3 separate regions of the Homo sapiens genome follow, and regions 1 and 2 are each linked to region 3. A link is a loop called in an ENCODE intact Hi-C map of the cell type or tissue named here. Cell type or tissue: heart right ventricle. All regions are shown on one strand.

The links. Peaks named below come from ENCODE experiments on the same cell type or tissue, not always from the same donor. Only the 100,000 strongest peaks of a DNase experiment are listed, where the experiment ranks them.
Region 1: it touches region 3 in a loop (2.0-fold over the local background); 28 of 110 quality-filtered maps call a loop at or near these places.
Region 2: a loop joins it to region 3, with 2.8 times the contacts of the local background. A loop is called at or near these places in 33 of 110 quality-filtered maps.

What each region holds. Positions count from the first base shown.
Region 1 is chr12:112,303,903-112,306,402 of GRCh38, forward strand. It overlaps HECTD4 (HECT domain E3 ubiquitin protein ligase 4), which reads right to left. Exons shown (of 76, transcript NM_001388303.1): 7 at 2,162-2,332. Among named protein-coding and RNA genes, the nearest start is that of HECTD4, 77 kb to the right of the region's middle. In heart right ventricle, no CTCF peak of the experiment used is centred here; no DNase peak of the experiment used is centred here.
Region 2 is chr12:112,273,533-112,276,032 of GRCh38, forward strand. HECTD4 (HECT domain E3 ubiquitin protein ligase 4) reads right to left here. Exons shown (of 76, transcript NM_001388303.1): 10 at 1,315-1,428; 11 at 123-263. Among named protein-coding and RNA genes, the nearest start is that of HECTD4, 110 kb to the right of the region's middle. In heart right ventricle, no CTCF peak of the experiment used is centred here; no DNase peak of the experiment used is centred here.
Region 3 is chr12:112,386,043-112,388,542 of GRCh38, forward strand. No RefSeq gene overlaps it. Among named protein-coding and RNA genes, the nearest start is that of HECTD4, 4.9 kb to the left of the region's middle. In heart right ventricle, CTCF peaks have their summits at 1,489 (motif pointing left) and 1,688; DNase peaks (open chromatin) are centred at 1,509 and 1,848; H3K4me3 peaks cover 316 bases; H3K27ac peaks cover 520 bases.

The DNA.
Region 1 (2,500 bases), 82 kb before region 3:
AGAGGGAGAATTGAGACAAACTCTCATCTATCACAGCAAAAAAGAAAGAAAAATCAACTTTGTTTATATCTGGCGTTCATAAATCAAGAAATAGCAATATAAGCGTTTTACTTAGGGATATGAAGGTCACCACCAGAAGAATGTGATTGCCTGAGGAGCATGCTGGGATTGGAGGAGTGGGGCAAGGGTCTCCTGTTTTTCATTATGAGCCTGTATCCAAAAAGAAAAAAGTGTGTGGATTTTTTTGATACAATTTTTTCTTTTAATTAAAAAAAAGCATATCAGAGAATCAGGGAATTCTTCAATGTTCCCATTATTCTTAGGCTAAAGACCTAATTTTTTTTTTTTTTTTTTTTTTTTGAGACAGGGTCTGTCTCTGTCACTCAGGCTGGAGCACACTGGTACAATCAGGGCTCACTGTCACCCCAATCAACCTTCTGGTCGACCTTCCAGGCTGAAGTGATCCTACTGCTCAGCCTCCTTAGTTGCTGGGACTACAGGCACATGCCACAACACCCAGCTAATTTTTGTATTTTTTTGCAGAGACGGGGTCTCGCTATGTTGCCCAGGCTAGTCTCTGACAGAGCAGGAGCACCGTCATCTCAGACAAACACTGCCACTTTAAGTTCCAGCTCCCTTTTTAAAACTCCTGGGCTCAAGAGATCCTCCCATCTCAGCCTTCCAAGCACTGGGATTACAGGCATGAGCCACTGTGCTCAGCCAAGACCTAAATGAAAATTCCTTAAACAGCTGGTAAGTCTCTTTAAAAACCAATTAAAAAAAAAAAAAAGCTTTTCTGACAATTATGAACACATGTTCAATCTGTAGCAGACCAATTCAAAGATTCACTCTGGCAGGGACATTTTGTAAGATAATGGTTAGAGGACACTGTGAGATTCAATAGAAAAATAACCTGCACAGTTAAAGGTTACGAGACTCCTGATGGATAGTCTGCTGCTGGGTTGGATGACTGGCTTCCCAGAACATGTTTTAATCCTGTTAAAATTTATTAGAAAATTGCTTCGGTGTTTTTGTTTTTGTTTTTTTACAGGAATGCTAATTTCTTCCCAGAAGGAGACTGTAAATTACCTCATGAAAAAAGGTTTTGTCACAGACCTGGCTTGGGGCAATTTGTTCTTTTATAAGTCTCTACAAATCCTACCTAGACCGGCTCTGTCCAATAGAACATTCTTCATGATGGAAATGTTCTATATCTTTGCTGTTCAACGAAGAAGCCACTAGCCATATGGCTACTGAGCACTTGAACTGTGGCTAATCAAGCTATGCAACTCCAGTTTTAATTTTATTAAATTTCAAGTGAAATTTAAATAGCAACGTATGGCTAGCAGCCACTGTGCAAGACGGTGTGGATCTAAAGCGCCGTGGCTCCCAGCTGCTTCTTGCCCCAAGCCCTCCTCCTCTCTCTGCATTCCAGCCACTCTGGCCCACTTTTTCTCCCTAAAACATGCTGCCTCCTGCCACAGACACTTTGCACGTGTGGTATCCTCTTTCTGGAATGTTCTTCCCTCACCTACTCCCCAGCCTCTTCATCTGGTACATGACTACTTTTCCTTCACTAATTACGATTATCTCGTGCGCTTATTTGCTCACTTGTTTATGGTTAATCTTTATGCCTCTCCACCATCATCAACCCACCCAACTCTGGAGCCTGAATACACATCACATTTGGGCAAGAACCCTGCCCACCCTGCCCATCTCTGTACTCCCACCACCTAGACAGAACACACTTGGCTCTCAGTGAGCATTTGGCTAATATCTAAAAGGTAAGTGACATGTCACAATGTTGTTATCTCTCTCAGAGACTCCCAATTTCTATCTGTAGACCCATTCTTGCTACTGTAATGTTGCCCCACATTTCCAACAGACTGTGAGCATTTCTACTTAAATACCCTTCTGTCTACACATTAAATAATGTTATCTCCAGTCATCAGATTAACATTCAGAAAGCTTGGCTCTACTTATTGTCATACAACTCCAAACAAAGAAACCTTCAAAGACATCTAAGAGAAAAATCAATTTTAAGGAAACACTGAACACACTATACACGCTGCAAGGTTCTTAGGCCCTTTGCACACCAATATAAAAAGAAAGCAAACAGAAATGTTTCTGCAAAGATACAAGCGAGAAAGTTCAAACTTACCACAAGTTCAAAAATGTCCATGAAGACAGAATGTCCCTTCGGTGTTTTCTCATTCAGGCTGGCAGGAGACCAGATCCAATAGAAGTAAGTGCCATCTGAAGACAGGTGCACAGTGCTCATGGTGCTGCCAATGGGGAGGTGATTGGCTGGCATTGGCACCACCTGGCACACCTGGGCATGAAAGGGAGGAAATCTCCATTAGAGCCACATATAAATTCTGATTAATCCTATCAGCTCATCATTAATGCCATTATGCCCAAGATGAGAATTCACTAGGCTTTCTGGTCAAAATAAAATGGATATTTATCTCTAATAATAACATACACAAATTACATGGCA
Region 2 (2,500 bases), 110 kb before region 3:
TCAAAGAGGGAAAACTGGTGACACATTCTGGGGTTGGGCTATGTTTTCACCTACTAATGCTGTGGTATTCTCTCATATTTCAGAGGAAAATCTTTTCCTGCAAGACCCTGAGTGCACCTCACCTTTGGGCTCAGTGATAATGTGACTGACTCCAAGTCTCTGGCAGACATAATGGAAGGCTTGATTCCCAGGGTTACACCACTGATCGATATAGTCATTTGAGCATGTCCATAGCATGTTGTTCACTGTGTCATAACACGCTCCTGCAAAAAGAGCATACTGTATTCAGTCACCATGCCACCAGCTACCTGTATACATATTTCTCACAAGCACTGCTACAAAGTGGAAGGGCAAGGATGCTCTCTAATGTTGACAACCCACAACCCTAGTCCCACAGATTTATTTGGTAAGGCACTAGGTTGGGACTCGGCAAAGGCCAGCATTTAATTTTTAATTTTGCTTAACTCCTGTGTGAGGAGTAAATCTCACAAAATAGATAGCTCTTAGTAACTGATTTATCTGTGACCTACTTCCAAAGAGGATTTAAGTGGCTTACATTAAAAACACAGGTATAATAGGACCAATTAACATTAATGCAAAATAAAAAGCCCTAATAACTGAGCCCAAAACTTAGAAATAAGCTTCCTACCACCCACGGCAAAGAGAAAGTCCAGTATATTACTTAATGTTCATTTTCTAACAATAACAGGTATACCAATTCCTCACAGGAAATAAACTTTTTGTGGCATAAACCTGAGAATTTCTTATAGGCATCATCACACAACCTAATCAATAGTATCTTCAATTGCAGTTTATTCAGAGGAATTTTACATATGGCAATGTCTTATACTCATTCCCAAAATTAAAATTTAATATAAAAAAATTCTTTCTGGCTGGACACAATGGCTCATGCCTGTAATCCCAGCACTTTGGGAGGCCAAGGCAGGAAGATTGCTTGAGCCTAGGAGTTTGAGACCAGCCTGGGTGACATAGTGAGACCTTGGCTCTACAAAAAATAAACAAAATTAGCTGGGCATGGTGGTGTGCTCCTGTAGTCCCAGTTACTCAGGAGGCTGAGATGGGAGGACTGCTTGAGCCCAGGAGGTAGAGGCTGCAGTGAGCCAAGATCGTAACACTTCACTCCAGCCTAGGTGACAGAAGAGACCCTGTCTCAAACAAAACAAAACAAAACAAAACAAAAAACGTCTTTCTTTTCAAGAAAACTAGAATGCCACAGGGAACTGGCAAGACAGTTCAAGAGAAATTTGCTAAAACTTGAAATTTTCCAAAGATATGTGCAAGTTTATTTCTTACCCAATCCTGGTACGAGAGCACCACGCCCCAGTGAGCTTCCAGCAGCATCTATGAGATCTGCACGACTTGTAAACTGACCATCCGAAATATTATACACCAAGCTGGAGGCTAGGACTTTGGAAACAAACATTAAGCTGTTTAATGAGCCTGAAGATTATTTTTAAAGTTTAAATTTTAGGCTTTTAACAAGACTTTTATAAAAATCACACCCTTTTCTTGTTGTTGTGTATTGGTGGTAATTGGTGGTAAAGAGATGGAGAATACATGCATAAGACCACAGAAAGAAAACTGTCACCACCAGAAATTTTCCTAAATTTAATACCGAACCATAGTTTTCAAAGTGTTTTTAAAATGGCAACTTTTGCATGACGGTTCTTTCCGATATACATTATCAAAAGGGTAACTGCAAGAGGGGTTATGATCACTAATATCACAAGATGCAAATGTTTACAAGAAACACTTGGCAGTTAGTCAGTGTTCAATAAAGCTTGGTGTATACTCAAACACAGCTCAGCTGCAATCTTTCCTAATACTGGCTCTACAACTTGGACACACCCTGGCTTTTTCCCTTAACACAGGATAGTGCAGTATTAAAGAGCATGGACTTTGGGCTTCAGAGTTTGAATTCCAGCTCTAAAACTTTTGGGTGGCCCTGGGAAAGTCATTGAACATTTCAGTTTCCTCATTTCTAGAGTGGAAATAATAAAAGTCCTACCTTATATAGTTATTTTAAAGAATAAATGAGTTAAAATATGTCAAGGATCCACACCAGCATATATATATATATATATGTATTAATTGCTATCATTGATTTTATTTTCTTCCCCATTTTCAAACAAAACTTTAGCACTGTGTCTCTTGAGTTTTCTTCTTTTTCATATTTTAATCACCCTAGTAGCCCAGATCCGCATCGTGCCTAACTTAAGTTATAACATAAATGATACTCTTTTTTCTATTTTCTACTGTTTCATTAAACAAAATGGGACAGTGGAAAATAGACCTCCAAATCTCTTTTTTCATGGTACTTAACCATACATATGCTTTCTCCCCACTTGGCCACTTATATGAATAATATCCGTTCTTTATGGCTTAAACTCAAAACCTCATGAAGTCTCTCCTTTCTACCCCACTCCACAATGAGCCTTTCTTTCTCAGATTGTGCAGCTCACAAATCTGCTCCACATGG
Region 3 (2,500 bases):
CCTGTGTTGCCTAGGCTGATCTCCAACTCCTAGCCTCACGTGATATTCACACCTTGGCCTCCCCAAAGCACTGGGATTACAGGCATGAGCCACTATGACCGGCCCATCACAATTTTTAAATGCTTAGATTCAGGACTCTAACCATCTTAAATAGTTCAGATAAAATTTCTTCTATACTTAGTCTTATTTCTTCTACTCTTAATGATGTTTTAAGATCAGGAGTCAAGGTGCCCAGGAACTCTTGTCCTTCAGCCTAAGTGATGAAAACAGCACAGATCTAGGGCTTAAAGTCTTTAGACTGCATAATGAATAGTTATTTAATATTTTAGCAACAGTAATTAATTAGTCATAGGACTGCATGGCTGCCACTGCACCATGATGAGGCAGCTGATGAATTAATATTTATAGAACCCCCTCCGGAAAGGAGACCATTTAGTAGGGATTTCTAGAACAGATCAGCAAGACAAAGAAAATGCCTGGTCAAAAGAACTTTAGGTTGGAAGCTACGAGGAAGAGAATCTGTATCTAGTCTAGACAACACACACATACACACACAAGACATTCATTTATAGGAAGGAAAGATTTATGGCTTATGACTTCTTTTCTTTGGAATCGTCATTTCTACTCTTCTATTCAAGAATGGGGGATCAGGATGGGAAAAGGAGCAAGAGAAAGTGTTGGCTGGGCAACCCTAAGTTAGAAGCAGAGAAGAAATATGAGGAAAATAGGAAGAATAGCTATGACTAGGTTGGACCTCAGTTACTCCTGGGAGGCATCTCCCCAAGAGGGAGCAGCAGGCTTGTTGATGGAGATCATCTCCCTCCTGCCCCAGCTGCTGACGTGATACTCGCTAGCCCTGGCTCAAGCTGGGGCCCCTCTGGGATTTTGCAATATCTCTCCCTTCTGCTGGTTTTCTATACCAGCTGACTGTCTAAAATGACTTCGTAATCCTTCCTGGGTCCAAAAATATGTGAGTGTGGTGTGAAGATAAGTGGTCCTTGATAAACTTTATTAGAGCTTAAAGGTGGTTTTAGATGAGGCAGCCATGTTAATTTTTAAGGCCTTTCAAAACACCAAGGAAAAAATACACACACACACACACACACACACACACAGAACCTATGGGGGAGATTGATTATTTCCGTCTTACTAATTACAGTCTCAAAGAGGAAACACACACACCTACTCAAAATCTTTTTTCCAAGTGTTCTGGTAGGCCCTGTTCATATTTTTATTTCAAAGAAGATTATTTTGGCTCATGGGTGGATCTATGTGGTAACAGGGAAAAGAAATCAGATGAAAGAGATATTTGAAAACGAGGAGGGGGAAATTCTCCTTGGAGCACCACTGAATTGCTAAAACTAAAGGACGGGTCTCCACATTGATGAAAAGCCAGAAGATGAAGCAGCATTAAATGCCTTTCTCATTTGAAAAGATCATCAGCAGCAGGGAGCTCTGAAAGATGCTATGTCCTCCATCGCCACCTTGTGTGCATCACAGGCCTTGCTGCACTGGGATTTGTAGTTCAGACTTGGAAATTTGCTAACATTCGTCTCCTGCAAAAAAATTAGATTAAGAAAAAGTTGTGGCCGGGCGCGGTGGCTCACGCCTGTAATCCCAGCACTTTGGAAGGCCGAGGCGGGTGGATCACGAGGTCAGGAGATAGAGACCATCCTGGCTAACACGGTGAAACCCCGTCTCTACTAAAAATACTAGCCGTGCGCGGTGGCAGGCGCCTGTAGTCCCAGCTACTCGGGAGGCTGAGGCGGGAGAATGGCGTGAACCCAGGAGGCGGAGCTTGCGGTGAGCCGAGATCGCGCCACTGCACTCCAGTCTGGGCAACAGAGCGAGACTCCGTCTCACAAAAACACAAAAAAACAAAAACAAAAAGTTATGGCTCATGCCTGTAATCCCAGCACTTTGGGAAGCCGAGGTGGGCGGATCACCTGAAGTCAGGAGTTCGAGACCAGCCTGGCCAACAGGGCAAAACCCCATCTCTACTAAAATTACAAAATTAGCCAGGTGTGGTGGTGCGCGCCTGTAATCCCAGTTACCCAGTTACCAGGAGGCTGAGGCATGAGAATCACTTGAACCCGGGAGATGAATGTTGCAGCGAGCCGAGATTACGCCACTGCACTCCAGCCTGGGCAACCTAACGAGTCCATCTCAAAAAATAAAAATAAAAATAAAAATAAAAAAGTTGTTAGCACAAAGGAAAAGTGGACAAAAGATATTATTGAAGAGTTTTCACTCAAGGAAAAGCAAACACTGTACGTTTTTGTTCCTTCAGTATTCATTAAATGCCTACTCTGTGCCAGGCAGAGTTAGGTTTGAGGATCGAGTTCCCAAGGAGACTGGCAGCTTCCCTTTCTCATGAAAGACAGGGAGGCTGCTTGAAGGAATCATTCCAACGGGGATGAGAAGTCCGGGCACCTAGTCTGGGGGTGAGGTTCCCGGAAGATGTTGAGTTTAAAGCTGGTAACTGCTACGTATGAGTTAA